Regions from separate parts of the Homo sapiens genome. Here region 1 is linked to region 2. The links are chromatin contacts, found by Hi-C or POLR2A ChIA-PET in ENCODE. All regions are on one chromosome and are shown on one strand. The core of a region is the stretch at or near the end of the contact, and the rest is flanking DNA. Distances in the headings are between cores, read along the strand shown. Region 1 has its middle 13 kb from the start of PTGES3. Region 2 overlaps SP7 (Sp7 transcription factor).

What was found. A loop is a pair of places that touch in the nucleus more often than their neighbours do. ChIA-PET counts read pairs that join two places held with the same protein, here RNA polymerase II (POLR2A).
Region 1: a map of posterior vena cava shows a loop between it and region 2 (22-fold over the local background). The contact joins two enhancer-like sites. A Hi-C loop is called at or near these places in 1 of 168 maps with a recorded cell type or tissue (posterior vena cava). POLR2A ChIA-PET finds 5 or more read pairs at or near these places in 1 of 52 experiments (activated CD4-positive, alpha-beta T cell).

Annotation. Positions count from the first base shown.
Region 1 is chr12:56,699,586-56,702,285 of GRCh38, reverse strand. No RefSeq gene overlaps it. Among named protein-coding and RNA genes, the nearest start is that of PTGES3, 13 kb to the right of the region's middle. RefSeq lists silencers at 1,369-1,428, 1,377-1,531. Within about 2 kb of position 1,450, at least 6 of the 41 ENCODE cell types and tissues checked have a DNase peak (open chromatin) inside an H3K27ac peak, as active enhancers do.
Region 2 is chr12:53,324,158-53,326,970 of GRCh38, reverse strand. It overlaps SP7 (Sp7 transcription factor), which reads left to right. Exons shown (of 3, transcript NM_001173467.3): 3 at 1-396. Among named protein-coding and RNA genes, the nearest start is that of AAAS, 4.0 kb to the right of the region's middle. RefSeq lists a silencer at 1,636-2,135 and an enhancer at 2,449-2,813. Within about 2 kb of position 1,515, at least 19 of the 41 ENCODE cell types and tissues checked have a DNase peak (open chromatin) inside an H3K27ac peak, as active enhancers do.

The DNA.
Region 1 (2,700 bases), core at 201-2,700, 3.4 Mb before region 2:
TAGCTGGGATTACAGACATGCACTACCACACCCAGCTAATTTTTATTTTATTTTTTTGTATTTTTTTGTATTTTTAGTAGAGACGGGGTTTCATCATGTTGGCCAGGCTGGTCTCGAACTCCTGACCTCAGGTGATCCACCTGACTCGGCCTCCCAAAGTGCTGGGATTACAAGCATGAGCCATAGTGCCCAGCCAAGATCTCTGTTTTAATGTTAATGCTGGTCAGTTGTGCCAGAACTCCAAAGGGAAGAGAGTATAATGAGGCATATTCAATGCCTCCCATTCCCCACATTGCCTGAACTACTTTTTCAGGAGTTTGGGGGTCCTCTTGGCCAAATGGGGATCCATTCAGTCAGTTGGGGGGCTTAAAATTTTATATTTTTATTTATTTATTTATTTATTTAGACAGAGTTTCGCTCTTGTTGCCAAGCCTGGAGTTCAATGGCCCAATCTCGGCTCACCACAACCTCTGCCTCTCGGGTTCAAGTGATTCTCTTGTCTCAGCCTCCGGAGTAGCTGGGACTACAGGCGCACGCCACCACACCAGGCTAATTTTTGTATTTTTAGTAAAGACGGGGTTTCACCATGTTGGCCAGGATGGTCTCGATCTCCTGACCTCGTGATCCACCCGCCTCGGCCTGGGATGACAGGCGTGAGCCACCGTGCCCGGTCTAAAATTTTATTTTCTACAGTTCTAACACCCAGAAGTGAGATTGCTGGATTTTTGATTTCTGAATTAAGCACAGAGTTTCCTGACCTGTGTCCCAAGAATTGCCTTTACAGTCCCACTGATTTGTTGATCTAGTTCTTAGAAATCTTAATTAAGACCCGGTGCGATGGCTCATGCCTACAATCCCAGTACTTTGGGATGCCAAGGAGGGTGGATCACCTGAGGTCAGGGGTTCGAGACCAGCCTGCCCAACATGGTGAAACCCCTGTCTCTACTAAAAATACAAATATTAGCTGGGTGTGGTGGCGGGCACCTGTAATCCCAGCTACTTGGGAGGCTGAGGCTGGAAGGCTGAGGCTGGAGAATCGCTTGAACCCAGGAGGCGGAGGTTGCAGTGACCGGAGACCACGAATTACACTCCAGCTTGGGTGACGAGTGAAACTCCGTCTCAAAAAAAAAAAAAAGAAATATTCATTAAATTAGATCTTTCTCTGCCTTTTCATTTGGTATAAATCTGGCTTAATGAAGCAGACACTGCCTACATGCATTTAATGACTCTAAGAAAGCAGCAACTCCCAAAGGACACAAATTAAGGATGAAAGTTTCTAACTGCTCTTGGCCAACTGTATGATGGAGAGTTGTGTCAGGAAGTGAAGAAATTTCCTCTTTTGTTATTTAAAAGGGAGACTAAGAGACTGTGGTTAGCAATTCATAATAGCCTGTGTCTCCAGCCCATGAGAGTCACTTGGGGCCGGCGCGGTGGCTCATGCCTGTAATAGCAGCACTTTTGGAGGCTGAGGCGGGCGGATCACTTGAGGTCAGGAGCTTGAGACCAGCCTGGCCAATATGGTGAATCCTTGTCTCTACTAAAAAAACAAAAATTAGCCGAGCCTGGTGTCAGGCACCTGTAATCTCAGCTACTCTGAAGGCTGAGGCAAGAGAATCGCTTGAAGCCGGGAGGCAGAGGTTGCAGCAAGCCGAGATCGCGTCATTGCACACCCGCCTGGGCGACAAAGCAAAACTCCCTCTCAAAAAAAAAAAAAAAAACAAAAGGCGGGGGGCAGTGGCTCACGCCTGTAATCCCAGCACTTTGGGAGGCCGAGGCAGGCGGATCACGAGGTCAGGAGATCCAGACCATCCTGGCTAACACAGTGAAACCCCGTCTCTACTAAAAATACAAAAAATTAGCCGGGCGTGGTGGCAGGTGCCTGTAGTCCCAGCTACTCAGGAGGCTGAGGCAGGAGAATGGCGTGAACCCGGGAGGCGGAGCTTGCAGTGAGCCAAGATGGCGCCACTGCACTCCAGCCTGGGCAATACAGCGAGACTCCATCTCAAAAAAAAAAAAAAAAAAAAGAATAATTTTTGACCTTGATTTACCAAGCGTGGTGGTGCGCCCCTGTAATCCCAGCTACTCCGGAGGCTGAGGCAGGAGAATCACTTGAACCCGGGAGGCGGAGGTTGCAGTGAGCCGAGATCGGCCATTGAACTCCAGCCTGGGCAACAAGAGCGAAACTCCTTTTCAAAAAAAAAATTAGCCAGGTGTGATGGCGCCCGCCTGTAGTCCCACCTACTTGGGAGGCTGGGGCGGGAGGATCACTCAAGCCCAGAGGTCAAGGCTATGGTGAGCAGAAATCGTGCCACTGCACTCCAGCCCAGGTGACAGAGTGAAACCCTGTCTCAAAAAGATAAAATAAATAAGGCCGGGTGCCGTGGCTCACCTCTGTAATCCCAGCACTTTGGGAGGCCGAGGCAGGTGGATCACCTTAGGCCAGGAGTTCGAGACCAACTTGGCCAAGATGATGAAACCCTGTCTCTACTAAAAATACAAAAATTAGCCAGGTGTGGCGGTGCGCACCTGTACTCACAGCTACTTGGGAGGTTCAGGCAGGAGAATCGCTTGAACCCATGAGGTGGAGGTTGCAGTGAGCCAAGATGGCACCACTGCACTCCATCCTGGGTGACAGAGTGAGACCCTGTCTCAAAAAATAAATAACAAAGAAACAGAAGACAGCCTTTTTAAGAAAAAGGA
Region 2 (2,813 bases), core at 266-2,765:
GTGGGGAAGGCTTTCTCTAGGATCAGATTCAAATAAGTATGTATTGAGTGCCTACTCTGTGCAAGGCACTATGCTAGATCTGGTGCCTAGAAGCCCTGAGAAAGAACTTAAAGAGCTAGGAGGACAGAGGCCCCCAAGCTGATCTGGTGGTGCATCCACGCACCCCCACCCTGGGACTTTGGATGCTCCCATCTCCACCTCCAGTGACTTTTAAAGCCGCTTCGTGCCTTTCCTGTAACGTTGGATCCTCCTTTTCTGTCCCCTGCTGTCTCAAGGCCCCAAGTTAAAGGGTTAAAGCCGCTGGAGCTTGGGGAGAGAACATTGTGGAATGGAAGGGATCATGCCCTTTGTGGAGTCTTTTTTTTTTAATTTAATAAATAAAAGTTGGATTTGAAATTTTGTCCTGGTGAGAAAAGGAGAAGAGGAAGGGTGAAGCGAGGGCCAATGGTTTTTTTTCCTTAGCAAATTGGGGACTACTCATGGGCGAATATTCTATTGTGCACGTTTGCTCACCTATGCTCGCGGTAAAATAGTTTATCGGCCGGGCGTGGTGGCTCACACATGTAATCCCAGCACTTCGGGAAGCCCAGAAGGGCGGATCACCTGAGGTCAGGAGTTCGAGACCATCCTCGCTAACATGATGAAACCCTGTCTGTACTAAAAAATACAAAAATCAGCCGGGCGTGATGGCAGGTGCCTGTAATCCCAGCTGCTTGGGAGGCTGAGGCAGAAGAATCGTGGAACCTGGGAGGTGGAGGTTGCAGTGAGCTGAGATCGCGCCACTGCACTCCAGCGTGGGCTGCAGAGCGAGACTCCGTCTCAAAACAAAACACAAAACAAAATTGTTTCTCGGTCAAATCCTCCAGCGGTGTTCAGTTTTTGGGCGTGCAGTGCTTTCTGCAGAGTTGGGAAGACTCACTGGTTTCTACCCTGGCCCTTTCTGGACTGCACCAACTGACCCTGGTCAGGGCAGTGACGCGACCCGAGCGCGGGCACCGCGGTTGCAGTGCGGACTCCTGCGCGGCCCCAGTCGGGCGGTGGTGCGGCTCCCGGCGGGCAGACTGGGCCTGGCACGTAACCCGCCCCCTGCCCTGGGTCTGCAATCAGTCGTGCCCGCCACGGAGTTAGCCGAAGAACAAAAACCACTCTGTGGCAGCATCCCCGAGCCACAATAGGGCTTTGTGCGGCCCCCGCCCCCCAAGGTTACCCCGCTGGGCTGAGGGGGCTCACAGGCCGCTCCCCCCGGCCTGGGCCCGACTCCCAGCTGCGCCCCGCGTCGGACTGTCCACCGCACGGGTCGCAAGAGGGGCTGCTACGGGTGGGAGGGGGCCGGCGATCCTGGGGGGGCTCGGGTTACGAGCCCCCTCCCCACCCTGACGCCACTCCCGCCCCCGCCCAGGTGCGAAATCTCCTGCCCTCCGGCTGGGCGCGCGACTTCAAAGGCGCTTTGAAGAAATCCGAGTTCCGAAGACTTCTTTAGTGGGCTGGGGGCTGTGACGGAAGAGACCCGGGAGAGGGGGCTGGGGCAGAGGAAAGGCGGGGGGCGCCTTGGAGCTGGTCTGAGCGAGGCGGCGGCCTGGAGTGGAACCCCGGGATCCCGCCTCAACCCCGCCGGGCGGGCTCCTCCGGACCCCCCAGAGTCTGGCCCTCTCGCCTCCCGGTCTCCGCCTGTCCGGTGCCAGCTCCCGCCCGCCGCAGCCTCGCGGTCCTCCCCTCCCCAACCCTTCGGCCCCTTTCATCTTCCCTAGACTCCGCTTGGGGTTTTGCTGGTTTCTGGGAGATAAAAACCGCTTCAAATAGCGGCGGCGCGCTGCCAGGACAAACAGGGCCGGGCGGGCCATGTGCGCCTGGTTACCGGCCCCGGGTCGGGACGCCGGGCTCCAGCGGGCCCGGGAAGGGGTAGCGGGCGGAGCTCCGGGCACCCAGGCTCCGGTGACGACTCCCAAAGTAGGGGGCCCCTTTTAGAAGCGGCCTGCGCGCTCTCTCGGTTCCCGCCCAGGTCGTAGGGAGGGGCCGGCGGAGACCGCCCGCTAAGCGCTCGGAGCCCATAGGGCGTGGGTCACGGTCGCTGCGTTGCCTGGCCAGCCGCGCCCCCTGGTGAAGTTACTGGGTGAGCGCGCCGGGCCTGGACTTGGGCCTTTCTAGAACCCGCAAATGGTGAAAAGCGTTCCACAAACGTTAAATAAGCAGTATGGAGGAGGGGACAGTACTTGTGCCAGGCCAGGGCGGGGGCAGCGGGCGGAACAGCACTGTTCCTTCTCTCCAGTTCACCTTACAGGGTAAGAAGCAGGCACCTAACCGATCATTATAACCTGATGGTGAAAATCGAGGTTTCATCGAAGGATGCAAGTTGCAGGCCGGAGTGATTTTTCCTAGGGGTATCTGGGTTTGGATGGTGTTACGACTAAGGTACAAACGGAAACTATCGTGGGTCCTCAGTGCTCTCCACTAATCTGTCAGTCACCGACTTCCTCTCCCTCAAACCTGCCCACTTCCCCTTCTCAGGGAGGCTTTCCCAGCCAGGTTCCCCAAACCATCCCCAGTGTATACCTTATGTTCTTCAAGCTTTCTGTGACTTCCCAGGTGACGGTGAACTCACATAGGAAATTAAATGGGGCTATGGGAAAAGGTTAGAGCAGGGGTCGCGCCACGGCCCGTCGTGTCGGTGGCCTGTAAAGGAACCGCACAGCCGGAGACGAGCTGAGCAAGCTGAGCTCCGCCTCCTGTCAGATCAGCGGCATTAGATTCTCATAGTAGCGCGAACTCTGTTGTGAACTGCGCACGTGAAGGACCTAGGTTGCCCGCTTTTTATG